Linked DNA regions of Homo sapiens: region 2 is linked to region 1. A link is a contact called in ENCODE Hi-C or POLR2A ChIA-PET data. All regions are on one chromosome and are shown on one strand. The core of a region is the stretch at or near the end of the contact, and the rest is flanking DNA. Distances in the headings are between cores, read along the strand shown.

The links. Hi-C counts contacts between places; a loop is a spot of excess contacts on that map. ChIA-PET counts read pairs that join two places held with the same protein, here RNA polymerase II (POLR2A). Pooled maps may share reads with other maps.
Region 2: a pooled map shows a loop between it and region 1 (2.3-fold over the local background). The contact joins the promoter of RAPH1 here to the enhancer-like site in region 1. A Hi-C loop is called at or near these places in 1 of 50 pooled maps. POLR2A ChIA-PET finds 5 or more read pairs at or near these places in 3 of 52 experiments (GM10248, MCF 10A and activated CD4-positive, alpha-beta T cell).

What each region holds. Positions count from the first base shown.
Region 1 is chr2:202,665,162-202,671,089 of GRCh38, forward strand. The region is part of intron 1 of FAM117B (family with sequence similarity 117 member B); the gene reads left to right. Among named protein-coding and RNA genes, the nearest start is that of FAM117B, 33 kb to the left of the region's middle. RefSeq lists an enhancer at 1,268-1,347. Within about 2 kb of position 1,375, at least 5 of the 41 ENCODE cell types and tissues checked have a DNase peak (open chromatin) inside an H3K27ac peak, as active enhancers do.
Region 2 is chr2:203,532,942-203,539,702 of GRCh38, forward strand. RAPH1 (Ras association (RalGDS/AF-6) and pleckstrin homology domains 1) reads right to left here and starts at 2,360. Exons shown (of 14, transcript NM_213589.3): 1 at 2,170-2,360. RefSeq lists silencers at 2,129-2,228, 2,299-2,388, 2,439-2,508.

The DNA.
Region 1 (5,928 bases), core at 125-2,624:
ATGACCCTCTCAATTTTCTTTTTTCTTTTTTTTTTTTTGAGACAGAGTTTCGTATGCTGCCCAGCTGGAGTGCAGTGGTGTGATCTAAGCTTACTGCAACCTCTGCCTCCTGGGCTCAAGTGATCCTCCCACCTCAGCCTCCCAAAGTGCTGGGGTTATAGTTGGCCAACCCTCTCAATTTTCAAAGCCAGCAGTGGAATATCTCTCATATAGAATCTTTTTTACTTGCTCTTCTGCAGCCAGCCAAAGAAAACTTTCTATTTTTAAAGGGCACTTGTGATTAGATTGGGCCCTCCTGGATAATCTCCCCATTAATAACTCACTACTAACTGATTAGCAACCTTAATTTCATCTACAGAATCTCTCTTGGCACATGATGTAATCGTGGATGTGATATCTCGTTGTGTTTTCAGTCCTGGGGATTAGGACAGGAAATCCTCTTTTTGTTGTTGTTGTTGAGACAGAGTCTCACTCTATCACCCAGGCTGGAGTGCAGTGGTGCAATCTCGGCTCACTGCAACTTCTGCCTCCCAGATTCAAGCAATTCTCCTGCCTCAGCCTCCTGAGTAGCTGGGACTACAGGTGCATGCCACCATGCCTGGCTAATTTTTGTATTTTTAGTAGAGACAGGGTTTCACCATGTTGACCAGGCCGGTCTCGAACTCCTGACCTCGGGTGTTCTGCCTGCCTTGGCCTCCCAAAGTGCTGGGATTACAGGCGTGAGCCATGGAAACTGGCAGGACAGGAAATCTTGGGAGACCATTTTAAAATTCTGCCTACTGTAGTCAGCTAAGAAACTAATACAAACCATTCATCCTACTCACTGGTAGTGACTTATTGATATAAATATTACAAACACAAACAAATAGCTATAAATATGTATTATGGCAACATTTGTTATGACTAAAATTTGACAGAAGAAAACATTCATTCTGCAATTTGTGTCTGCATAGTTTGCTTAAATTGGGAATGGTATTGTTACAAAGCAAACCTTTTGATGATAGAGACTTTGTTGAGAAAATCTGATATAGTCAAAAGCAGATTGGGTCTTTATTATAAACTTTACATTAAAAACAATTGAAACGGAAGTTATGTTAGCAAAATAAACATGAAAATTGAAAAAAAATAGAAACAGTTTACCTATGGTTTTCAGAAAACTAATTTAAAAAATGTTGACTCATTGAAGTTTGCATTGGAAAAATACTTTGGTAAAATGTTTATTGGTGTTACACGTTCACAAACGCACACACATATGTACCATATGTACAGTCATAATTCTAGGTGAGGATGGCAGACAGAAGGCTTGAAGAGTCAGAGAAGTTCAGCCAGCCACATTTTTTTTTAAATTGTATCTGAGCATGTACTATGTATGTTTATATTTTGACACTGCTAGCTGGGTTTTCACTGGTGGGTGGGATGTGGGGGTATGTTACAGACAACTTTCACTTTCTACTGTATTCACTTCTGGTTTTTGACTATTTTGAAATAACATGTTTCGTTTCATTTCTTTTTTTTTTTTTTTTTTGAGACAGAGTCTCGCTCTGCTGCCCAGGCCAGAGTGCAGTGGCGCGATCTTGGCTCACTGCAACCTCTGCCTCCCGGGTTCAAGTGATTCTCCTGCCTCAGCCCGCTGAGTAGCTGGGACAGCTAATTTTTTGTAGTTTTAGTAGAGATAGGGTTTCACCGTGTTAGCCAGGATGGTCTCGATCTCCTGACCTCGTGATCCACCTGCCTCGGCCTCCCAAAGTGCTGGGAGTACAGGTGTGAGCCACCACGCCCGGCCAGTATGTTTCATTTCTATAATAAAAATGCAGATCGAAAATCTGTGTTGTAGCAGTGATTTAAAATAAAGTGAAATGATTTTTAAAGAGTTTAAAAATAGAGTAAAAATGTCGTAAAAACTGGGACTTGCTCCAGGCCTCTATTTGAGTTACTTTAGTAAATTTTTCTTTTTTTTGAGATGGAGTCTTGCTTTGTCGCCCAGGCTGGAGTGCAGTGGTGCGATCTTGGCTCACTGCAACCTCCGCCTCCTGGGTTCAAGCAGTTCTCCTGCCTCACCCTTCCGAGTAGCTGAGACTACAGGCACGTGCCACCATACCTGGCTAATTATCATATTTTTAATAGAGACGGGGTTTCACCATGTTGGCTAGGCTGGTCTCGAACACCTGACCTCAAGTGATCCACCCGCCTCGGCCTCCCAAAGTGGTGGGATTATTAGCATGAGCCACCACGCCCGGCCTAAGTATTTCTTTTTGAGGCAGCTTAAAGAAAAAAAGCTTTGTGTATGTGTGTCTGTGTGTCTGTGTGTGTGTGTCTGTGTTTGTGTGTGCGTGCGCGCGCATGTGCTGTCTCTTTTTCCATAGAAATAATATTGCTCTGTTCTTGAATCCAATTATTACAATGAAGGTGATAATTATGTAGAGAGGAATAACTGTGTCAAGGTATTCCTGAATGGTACTGGTGTTATGTTTTAGACCAATCTCAAGATAAACCTTAGCCATTTGGCCCCACTAGATAGTGTAGGGATCTAAACTAAACTAGATAACCTAAGTTAAATTACCTATTTCTACTCAAGTTGAAGTAGTATGCTGGCTATATTTTTTTCTGCTAGGTTTCAGTCTTTGGAGGCCTTTGGGATATTGACAGATGAGGAGATAATTGATAAGTAGTGAAGTGGACAGCTAGCATGGCTGAACCACAGAAAAGAGTAGTGGATTGAGGTTATAGGGTGATAATAGTGAGGATAGTAGTAGAGTAGTATTAGAAGTAAAATCACTGTTCCCAGGCATGGTGGCTCATGCCTGTAATTCTAGCACTTTGGGAGGCCCAGATGGGAAGATTGCTTGAGGCCAGGAGTTTGCTTAGGCAACACAGTAAGGCTCCATCTTTAAAATATATATATATTGTAAATATATATCATATATTTTATAAAAATATATTTATATAAAAAATATTTTTATAAAATATATATTTTATAAAAATATATAAATATATAATTATATAATACATACATATTATATTATATAATATATATTTATATATTTTTATATAATATACAATATAATATATATTAATATTTATATATTTAGATACATATATAAAGATATAAAAATATTTATATATTAAATGCGGTGGCATGCACCTGTAGTCCTAGCTACTTGGGAGGCTGAGGTGGGAGGATGGCTTGAGCCCTGGAGTTAGAAGGTACAGTGAACTCTGATCTGGGCATAGTGGCGGGTGCCTGTAATCCCAGCTACTTCGGAGGCTGAGGCAGGAGAATTGCGTAAACCTGAGAAGTGGAGGTTGCAGTGAGCTGAGATCACGCCACTGCACTCCAGACTGTGTGACAGAGCGAGACTCTCTCTCAAAAAAAAAAAAAAAAAAAGAAAAAGAAGGTATAGTGAACTCTGATTGTGTCACTGTACTCTAGCCTGGGCTACAGAGTGAGATCTTGTTCCTAATAAATAAATAAATAAATAAATAAATAAATAAAATAAAAGAACATTTTCTAAAGTGTGGTATAGGATGGTAGATTTTGGGTCAAGTTTTATTTTCTGTATCAGCAAAGAAAAAGGAAAGAAAGTAATATTTGAATGCATGTCTCATGCATTAAATATATGCCTCTAAGGGCTGTGTTTATTTCCATTTCATAAATGAGAATACTCAGTCCAAGAGAACTAAGTAATTTAATGTTTCAGAGAATTTCTAAATGTGGGATTTCAACTCATGTCTGCTTCGTTTTGGGGACCATGTTTTTAAAGTCTTCTCACAGTGTTATATATAATATAATTTAGTCAACATTAAACCTATTACGAATAGGTATCCTACCAAGTTGGATAATTTGAAAGAACACCAAAATAAGGAATAATATATGCCAAAAGTTCCTCCCTTCTTGCAGAAGGGTTCAGACAGTTTCTGGTTGAAGCAGAGATTAAATACATTGATAAATCAATAGACAGAGTGATCTGGAATAATTGGTAGAAATTGGTTGTAAAATGGTGTTAGGGACAGATTTTTTTTAGTCTTTTAAACCCACATCTTGATTTGATAGACACAAAAATCATGATATGATATTGGAGATTTCAAAATAAGTATTTCAAAATTAAAACAGCAGTGATTCTAGGAAGAAAAAACTTAATCTTTAAAACATAGATATTTTTCTGTACCAGTCATATGGTATCAGTGTGGGTGGGGCTACTTATTTATCACCAGGCTTTTCAGTCCCAAATAGTATGGAAATCTGTGAATTGTTCTGTTTTTATTACCTGAGTGCAATAAAAAAGATTAGCTTTGTAAAATAAGGAGAGGATAAAGTTTGCTTATTTTCGGGAGTGAATCAGAAGATGTTCTTCCTCCTCAAATTTTCTAGATTTTTTTTTTGGAAGTTACTCTGTTAACTGAATCAAATTTGAATGATAAAAACTATCATTTGAGATGTTTTTGCCAACATGGAACATAACTAAGAAAAAATGTTTTTCACATTGTTTCAAGTGGGATTTTCAGGCATGTCATTATGAAAGTATTTCCTTAAATCATCTTTCAGAACAAAAATATGGATGAGTATTGCTTTTTTTCCGCCTTATCCTTGAGTGCTTTATTGGGTCAAAGTTGAAGAAATATTAAAGCACTAATTTGCTTTATCCAGTTTGTTGGATTTTTTTCTTTGTTTGCTTGAAGTATTTTTCTAGACTCTTGATTGCAAATGACAACTCAGCTTAAACTAAGCAGAATGACAGTAGAACTGAAGAAATAACCACAAACATAGATAGATGTGGCCACAAAAATTAAGTACTTTCAGGACATTCTCTTAATTTCTTAATCTTTCATTTGGGTCTGTTTGTTAGCTTCATTCTCACATACTGTCTAAGTACTTTCAGGACATTCTCTTAGTTTCTTAATCTTTCATGTGGGTCTGTTTGTTAGCTTCATTCTCACGTACTGTCTAAATCAACAAATCTTTATTGAGTACCTGCTATGTGCTAGCTACTATTTAGTTGCTGGGGAAACAAGTGATGAAATAAGACATACCAATTTGTTCCAAAGGCTTAAGGGGCAAAAATGAAAAGAGAAATAAGACACATCAAGCTTCTGTCCTCAAGGAGCATACTTTCTTTTTTCTTTTCTTTCTTTTTTTTTTCTTTTTTTTTGAGATGGAGTCTAGCTTGTCACCCAGTCTAGAGTGCAGTGGCACAGTCTCGGCTCACTGAAACCTCTGCCTCCTAAGTTCAGGTGATTTTTAGGCCTCAGCTTCCTGAGTAGGTGGGATTACAGGCGCCTGCCACCATGCCCAGCTAATTTTTGTATTTTTAGAGACGGGGTTTCATGAAACACGTTGGCCATTCTGGTCTTGAACTTCTGACCTCAAGTGATCCTGCCTCAGCCTCCCAAAGTACTGGGATAAGCCACCGCCCCCTGGCCAAGGAGCATACTTTCTAGTGTAGAGACTTTGTCTACATAGCAGGGAACAGGGCCACAGACCATTCAAGACTCATATTTCCGTCTGCAAGACCCACAAGGCAAGAGGGCTTCTTCTCCACCAACTCCAGCTAGAAAAATTACAGGGAAGGATAATGTTTCATTCTGCGCCCATTTCAGAGTCAGTTACTGCATCCAGAAGAATGAATTATTGTTATTAGCTGAGCCTGGTCATGTACTCACCCTGTTAGGGACTAGCATCTGTTACCAAAAGACAGGAAGGTCTGGGGCAAATGAGTATACTGGGCAGGCAAAAATAGTGCTACCATGGTGTTTGCATTTTGAAGTTTAATTCCTTGTATTTAAAGCTGCAAATAAATTTGCCAAATATGCAAAGCTTTACTAATTTTTGAAAGCTTGAAAGTGTTGATCTTTCTCCTTATTTCTAAATCTAAAGTAATTGTGATCTTCAGTTTCATATCCAAAGAGCCAGACAAATAACTTAATGATTTA
Region 2 (6,761 bases), core at 1,110-3,609, 870 kb after region 1:
CCAAAGCCATGAGATTCTACAATGTGTAACCAAGAATCTGTGAATAGTGTGACAGTTATCCACGATGCCAATCTAGTAAGTATTTATGGGGTGAGCACCAAAGGGCAGCAAAACCAAAAGACATAATCATCCTCAAAGACAATGGTTAAAAACACCTCTTTGGAAAATAAAGAGTTAAATATTTGTGAAAACACACCCAATAGTGCCCACTACTCCACTCCTTTCACCCAGTCACATACTCTATAATCTTAGTGAGACCTCTGAGTCTGAAAAATAAGCTGCTGCTTCTACCAAATAAAGCTAACGTTTATCATAAGGCAACATCTACAAATAATTCTTTATTACATTCAAACAGGAGACAGCAATCTAAATTATACAAAATGTCTAACCCAAAAAATCATGAATTAAGCTTTTTGTACTTACTTGAGTAGGGCTGCATCTGGTTTCTGGGAAATTCACCACACAAAAAGCAAAATAACGGAGACAATCTTTGAAGGTCAGACTCAACAAGAGTTAAAAGCTATTGAGCGTCTCTATTTTGCCCCTCCCCCAAAGGTCCTCCCCCTCAATTCGGCTCTCAAAGGATAGCACCACCATGTGAAATGTCCTCCTCCCCATCTGAATCTGCTGAAATCCTACTCATCCTTAAAGGTTTCACTTAAATGCCGAGGCTTCCATGCATTCCTCCCTCAATTTAGAATTAATCTCTCTTCTTCGCTCTCCTATTCTATACCTCAACATTTTACTATATAGTTCACTGTATTACACTTACCTACATTCACTAACCCCCCGCACCGCACCCCCAAAAAAACCACCCCGAGGAGGAAAGGAATTTAAGGTGCTGTTAAACACCTCTATGCCAGGCAAGGTGCTACGCATTTTGCATACATTATCTCATTTAATCTACATGAAAAACATCTGGGGAGGTAAACAGGTGGTGTTATTCCCATTTTACTGATAGGGAACGTACTGCAGAGTTCAATAGCTTATCCAACTCACATTGCAAGCCAATTCCAGGGCGTACGGTTTCCCCCACTCCGAAGAGCTCTTTCCACCACCCCATGCTTGTTCACCTGGTGTCACCCAGCCTAACTGACAGAGTAGGTATTCCATAAATGTTTGCTGAATTTAATATCCCCATGGACTGACTCTTTAATAATCCGATCACGCCTCATCCCTAACCCGTTACCTTTACTGTTCCTTAACGGTGGACTTTACCTACATAAGCAGCTCTCCACATTTCCCTGAGAAATGCTGCAGACAACATCAACCCTTATTGGAAGATTGAGTGAAGAACTTTTCCATTCTCCCGGATTTCCCCAACGGATCTTCCCAAAGAATTTAAGAAATGCACACACGCAAGACACATGTAACACTTACACCCTCCCTCAAGGCTCTTATTTCATATTAAACCATGTCTTCGAGCTTGTAAGCAATAAGGTTTATGCGGTTTCCAGCTCACACAGTGGGGACACCCTAAGTCACTGCCTTAAGAAAACCACATCTTTCAACCTGTCTTAACACGAAGGCATCCTAATACTATCACACTGCCCCCTCCCTCCGTCCACCCCCCCCCCCCCCCCATGAATTGCAGTTTGGATTTCCGGCGGGAATGTATAATACAGACCGCAAGAGGAGACGCGGTTAAAAAGCAATGAAGCAATTACTTATCCTGTTTAATTAGAAAGAAGACACAGAAGGAGCCCCGCCTTTCAAAATCTCTGCACTGAACTCATCTATGAAAGATGGGGGCATCGAAACCCAAGCAACCCGACATCCAGTAGCTGGTTTCTGCAGCTGGGCGGGGGAAAGTCCTTTCCTCCCTGCGGTCCCGGGCCACCAGCCCCCGGTGCTGGGTCGGAGAAGCCTAACCGCACCCTCCCAGGCGGCCCCTTATCTCATTGTCTCCCTCCGTCGCGGTCCCCAGGGGCGCAGGGTGCAGTCCAGGCCCCACCGACCTCCATCCACCAGCCGGGAGCGGTCCAGCCAGCCCCGGCCCGATCCCCAACCTGGCAACGACCCCGCCCCAGGCTGCCGCCGACCGTACCGCACCCGGATGGCGGGGCCGGGCGCCGGGAAAATGGAGGCGGGAGCGGCAGGAGCGCCTCACGGCCCCGCGCCCAGCCGGCTCCCTACCCCCTGGCCCCGAGGGCGAGGCTAACCACTCACCGCGGCAGTCGGTCGGCCTTCCCGCGGCCCCGGGCAAGGAAACCGCCGCTCGCGCTCCTCCAGCCGCTGCCTCCGCCTCCTCCCCAGGCGCGGCGCTCCCTCGCCAGAGACGCAGCGACTGCCAGCAGCTCCCGCGCCGCGCGCTCAGTGACTGACTGACTGACTGACTGACTGACTGACTGACTGACTGGCGGGCGGCGGCGGGAGCGGGGGCGGGGCGGCCGCAGCGCCCCGCGGCGGCGGCGGCGGCGGCGGAGCCGAGTGTGCTCGCGTCCAGCCGAGACGCAGAAGGCGGGGTTGAGGGCCGGACTGCCGACTGTAGGGCCGACTCGCGCGGGACCGCGCGCCGCCCCCGCCCGCCGCCAACCACTCACTTCCGGCGCAGGCCGCCGCGCCCGCCGCCCTTCCCTAGCCCGCGCCCCGCGCCGGCCCTCCGCCCTCCCTTCAGGCGCCCGGCCGCGCCCGGCCGCACTCAACCGCGGCTCCGCTCGTGCCTCGCCTTTCCTCCGCAAGTCCCTGTGAGCCGCCTACAGGAACGAGTGAATCAGAGAATGAATGAGTGGGGAGGAAAATCCCAGTGCTGCCCCACCCCCTGCTCGCCTTTCATAGGAAGCCGGCCCAGCAGCCTCTGTCCTAGCGCCCTGGGAGGCACAGCAGCCTCCAGCAGTTCTGTCAGGGAGCTGTACGCATCCACCTTTATACGCTGTCCGTGTATTCAGAGACTCCAGAAACGCATCCGGGGTTGGCTCGGTCACTTACAGGACCATTGTCGTTGAGATCTGTGAGGCCCTTCTTTAGGAAATCCCATTTTGGCCAAAAAGTCTCTGCAGTTTCATGGAATGTATTGGGAAACTTAGGAACGGGACATTTCGATGACCTTTACTTTTTAAACTTCGAAATCTGTTAATCCTGCCTCCTTAATTTCTGTCCCCCCACCCCATCGGAATTGTGTAGTAGTAAGGTGTCGGCATTTTTCCTTATCGCTAAGCTCAGCTGCTGCCTCTTTAGATGCAGGCTTGACTTCGGCAGACTTTTAGATTTTAAGTATGTCCTTATTTTGACCTTCACCTAAAGTTGATCAAAGAAAGGAACAAATGGAACTAAGTTATGTTTGCTTGGCTACATGCAAAGCAAGTTTGTTGACAGCATTAAAACAATTGAGAAATTGGGAGTGTGACCTGAAATTGGTTGCAATGAACATTGCTTTTTCATGTCTTCCCATCTGCTTGCTAAGAATTTATTTAAATTTTCACAAAGCATTGACTGTACATTCCTGAAATCCTAGCTCCCTCTCTAAGAATGAGAGTGTTCATTTCTCTGTCCTGGGGCCAAATCCTGGTTTGGTTAATTACATTCTTACTTCCTGATATTCTTGAGGACTTTCAAGTGGTTTCAGTCTTTTTTGTACAATCTGTTCCAAACTGGTACACAATCTGTTTCAAATTGGTATTTAGAACCATACAATACAGATACTGGCTGCCTTTCACACTTGAGATATCTGTACTTTTGAAACATAACTGCCCTTTTGTATTTTAAGTTCAGTAGGTATGTCAATATTCTTGTATAGAATAATACTATCTCTTGACTGGATTAAGAAAATGTGGCACATATACACCACGGAATACTATGCAGCCATAAAAAAGGTTGAGTTAATGTCCTTTGTAGGGACATGGATGAAGCTGGAAACCATCATTCTCAGCAAACTATCGCAAGGACAGAAAACCAAACACCACATGATCTCACTCATAGGTGGGACTTGAACAATGAGAACACTTGGACACAAAGCAGGGAATATATCACACAGGGGCCTGTTGGGGGGATGGAGAGGGGGGAGGGATAGCATTAGGAGATATACCTAATGTAAATGATGAGTTAATGGGTGCAGCACACCAACATGGCACATGTATACATATGTAACAAAGCTGCACGTTGTGCACATGTACCCTAGAACTTAAAGTATAATAAAAAATAAAAATAATAAAAGAATAATACTATCTCTTATAAATGAAGATGATCCTGCTGACCAACTTCTTTTAGACTTCTCTTCCTTTCTTGTGGGAATCATCATTTGCCACCTAATTATTTCAAGAAGTTATCCTCCAAAAGTGAATATAATACAACACTTTATTCATCCTTGTATCTCCCACAATATCTAGCATAGTATCTTGCACAATAAGTATTTATAAATTAATAAATGCTTTAAAATTTTTCATAAGTGATAATTTTATACAAATGTATCTAGTCTTTCACCTCATTTCCCTTGTGACCAAGTTTGTTGACATTAGACACACCTGGGTGCCAAACTTAATGAATCCTATTGTCATTAAATGTACTAGGCTGTGTGATACCTTACAAGGAAGATGATTCATTTAAACCTCCTTAAAAAAATAGACGATTGAAGCCAGGAGTGGTGGCTCGCACCTGTAATCCCAGCACTTTGGGAGGCTGAGGTGGGCGGATCACCTGAGGTCAGGAGTTGGAGACTAGCCTGGCCAACATGGTGAAATCCCATCTCTACTAAAAATACAAAAATGAGCTGAGCATGGTGGCGGGTGCCTGTAATCCCAGCTACTCAGGAGGCTGAGGCAGGAGAATCACTTGAACTTGGGAGTGGAGCTTGCAGTGAGCCAAGATCCTGCCATTGCACTCCAACCTGGGTGACAAGAGTGAGACTCCATCTCAGAAAAAAAAAAAAAATAGACCATTGAGTGCCTTTTACATAGGTCTTAGCCAACTCTTCTCCAAGTGCTTAGCCTAAGATCAAGGTTAATTAAAAGAGAAAAAAGGTCACTTTCAGTCATTGAGAAAAGAGTGTTCTCATCAGTTTCTTTAAACCATTAAATCATTCGTTCATTCAATCAGAGTTTATTAAGCTACAATTAAGGCCCAGGAATACAAAGACAAGAAAGACGTGGCATGATGCTTCCTGCCTACAAAAAGCATACAGTCTAGTGGGTAAAGCAGGTAAGGAAGTCATTGTTAGACTGGAAGTCCATTACCAGATCAGGAAAGCCTTCCTGATGGGGAGATTCTTGAACTGAATGTTAAATGATAGGGAGGAGCTAACCAGAAGAAGGAGGGAACAAGCATTCCAAACGAAGAAAACAATATCTCTGCAGGTGTGTGGAAGCACCAAGCATCACCATGCTTTAGAGGCACCGTAAGTGTATTAGTCCGTTTTCATGCTGCTGATAAACACATACCTGAGACTGGGAAGAAAAAGAGGTTTAATGGACTTACAGTTCCACATGGCTGGGGAGGACTCACAATCATGGCAGAAGGTGATGAGGAGCAAGTCACATCTTACATGGATGGCAGCAGGCAAAAAGAGAGCTTGTGCAGGGAAACTCCCATTTTTAAAACCATCAGATCTCATGAGACTTATTCACTATTATGAGAACAGCACGGGAAAGACCCACCCCCATGATTCAACTATCTCCCACTGGGTCCCTCCTACAGCAGGTGGAAATTATGGGAGCTATAAGATGAGATTTGGGTGGGGACACAGAGACAAACCGTATTAGTAAGTAATTCCATTTTGTCAGAACAGGCATAGAGAAGAGTCAAAGAGGTTGGAGGAAAGGGTAGGAAGGGCTTCATTCATGAAGGGGCTCTTGTTAAACTAAGGAATTTGAATTTGATACTCTGGGAAATGTAGTAAATAATAAAATATTTGAAGTATTTTAGCTCCAGAACAACTGAGTTTGTGTTTTGGAGACCAAGAAGACCAGACTGGAGCAGGAGAAAATTAGGAGGTGATGGCAACAACCTGAATCCTAATGAGATGTGTGCTGCAGGTCTCAATAAAATCAAGAGGTCATAAAATGGCGAGGAGGGACTAGATGGGAGATATATTAAACAGGTAGAATCTACAGAATATATAACTGGATATGAGGGAGTGAATGCAACAGAGACATTTAGAATGACTCTCAGGATTCTGGTTTAGAAGAGTGACTGAATGGTGGTGACCTCTGAAATAAAGAGCGTGGGAAAAGAGCAGGTTTCAGGGAACTGGCTGAATACCTGTATGAGAAAGAATAGTACCATAAATCCAGGCATCTTAGTCCATCATTTCCCCAAGTGTTCTTTGGAACTCTAGTCCCACAGGATTTTAGTAGATGTGATTCCCCCTCAAAATTTTAAGTTCCTTTAATCAAATGAGAATGCCAGACAGTTCAATGGGTTTCTAAACTAGAGAGATTTCTGGTGGTTTTAATATTTTAATGTGCACTGGGAATTTCTGAGGTAGATATTATATACAAGCGCTTTCCAAATGTATTCAACCATGAAACCCTTTTTCCAATGGAACATCTTACAAGACATGTGTTCCACAGCACATACTTTGGGAAATGCTGACCTAAACCAGATTTTTGGTTTATAGTAAAGGAAGCTGTAGCTTAAGGCATGAAGTGACTTGTCTAAAGTTAAACAGCTATTACTAGAAGATACTGGACTAAGGTCCAGTATCTTCTGACCCCAGTCACATTCTCTTTCCAGTACATACTGCTTTATGAGTTACAAACTCAATTCCAGCACCTTCCACCAATCATGGGGAGAGGAATAAAAAATTATGGAATATATCGTTTTAAATG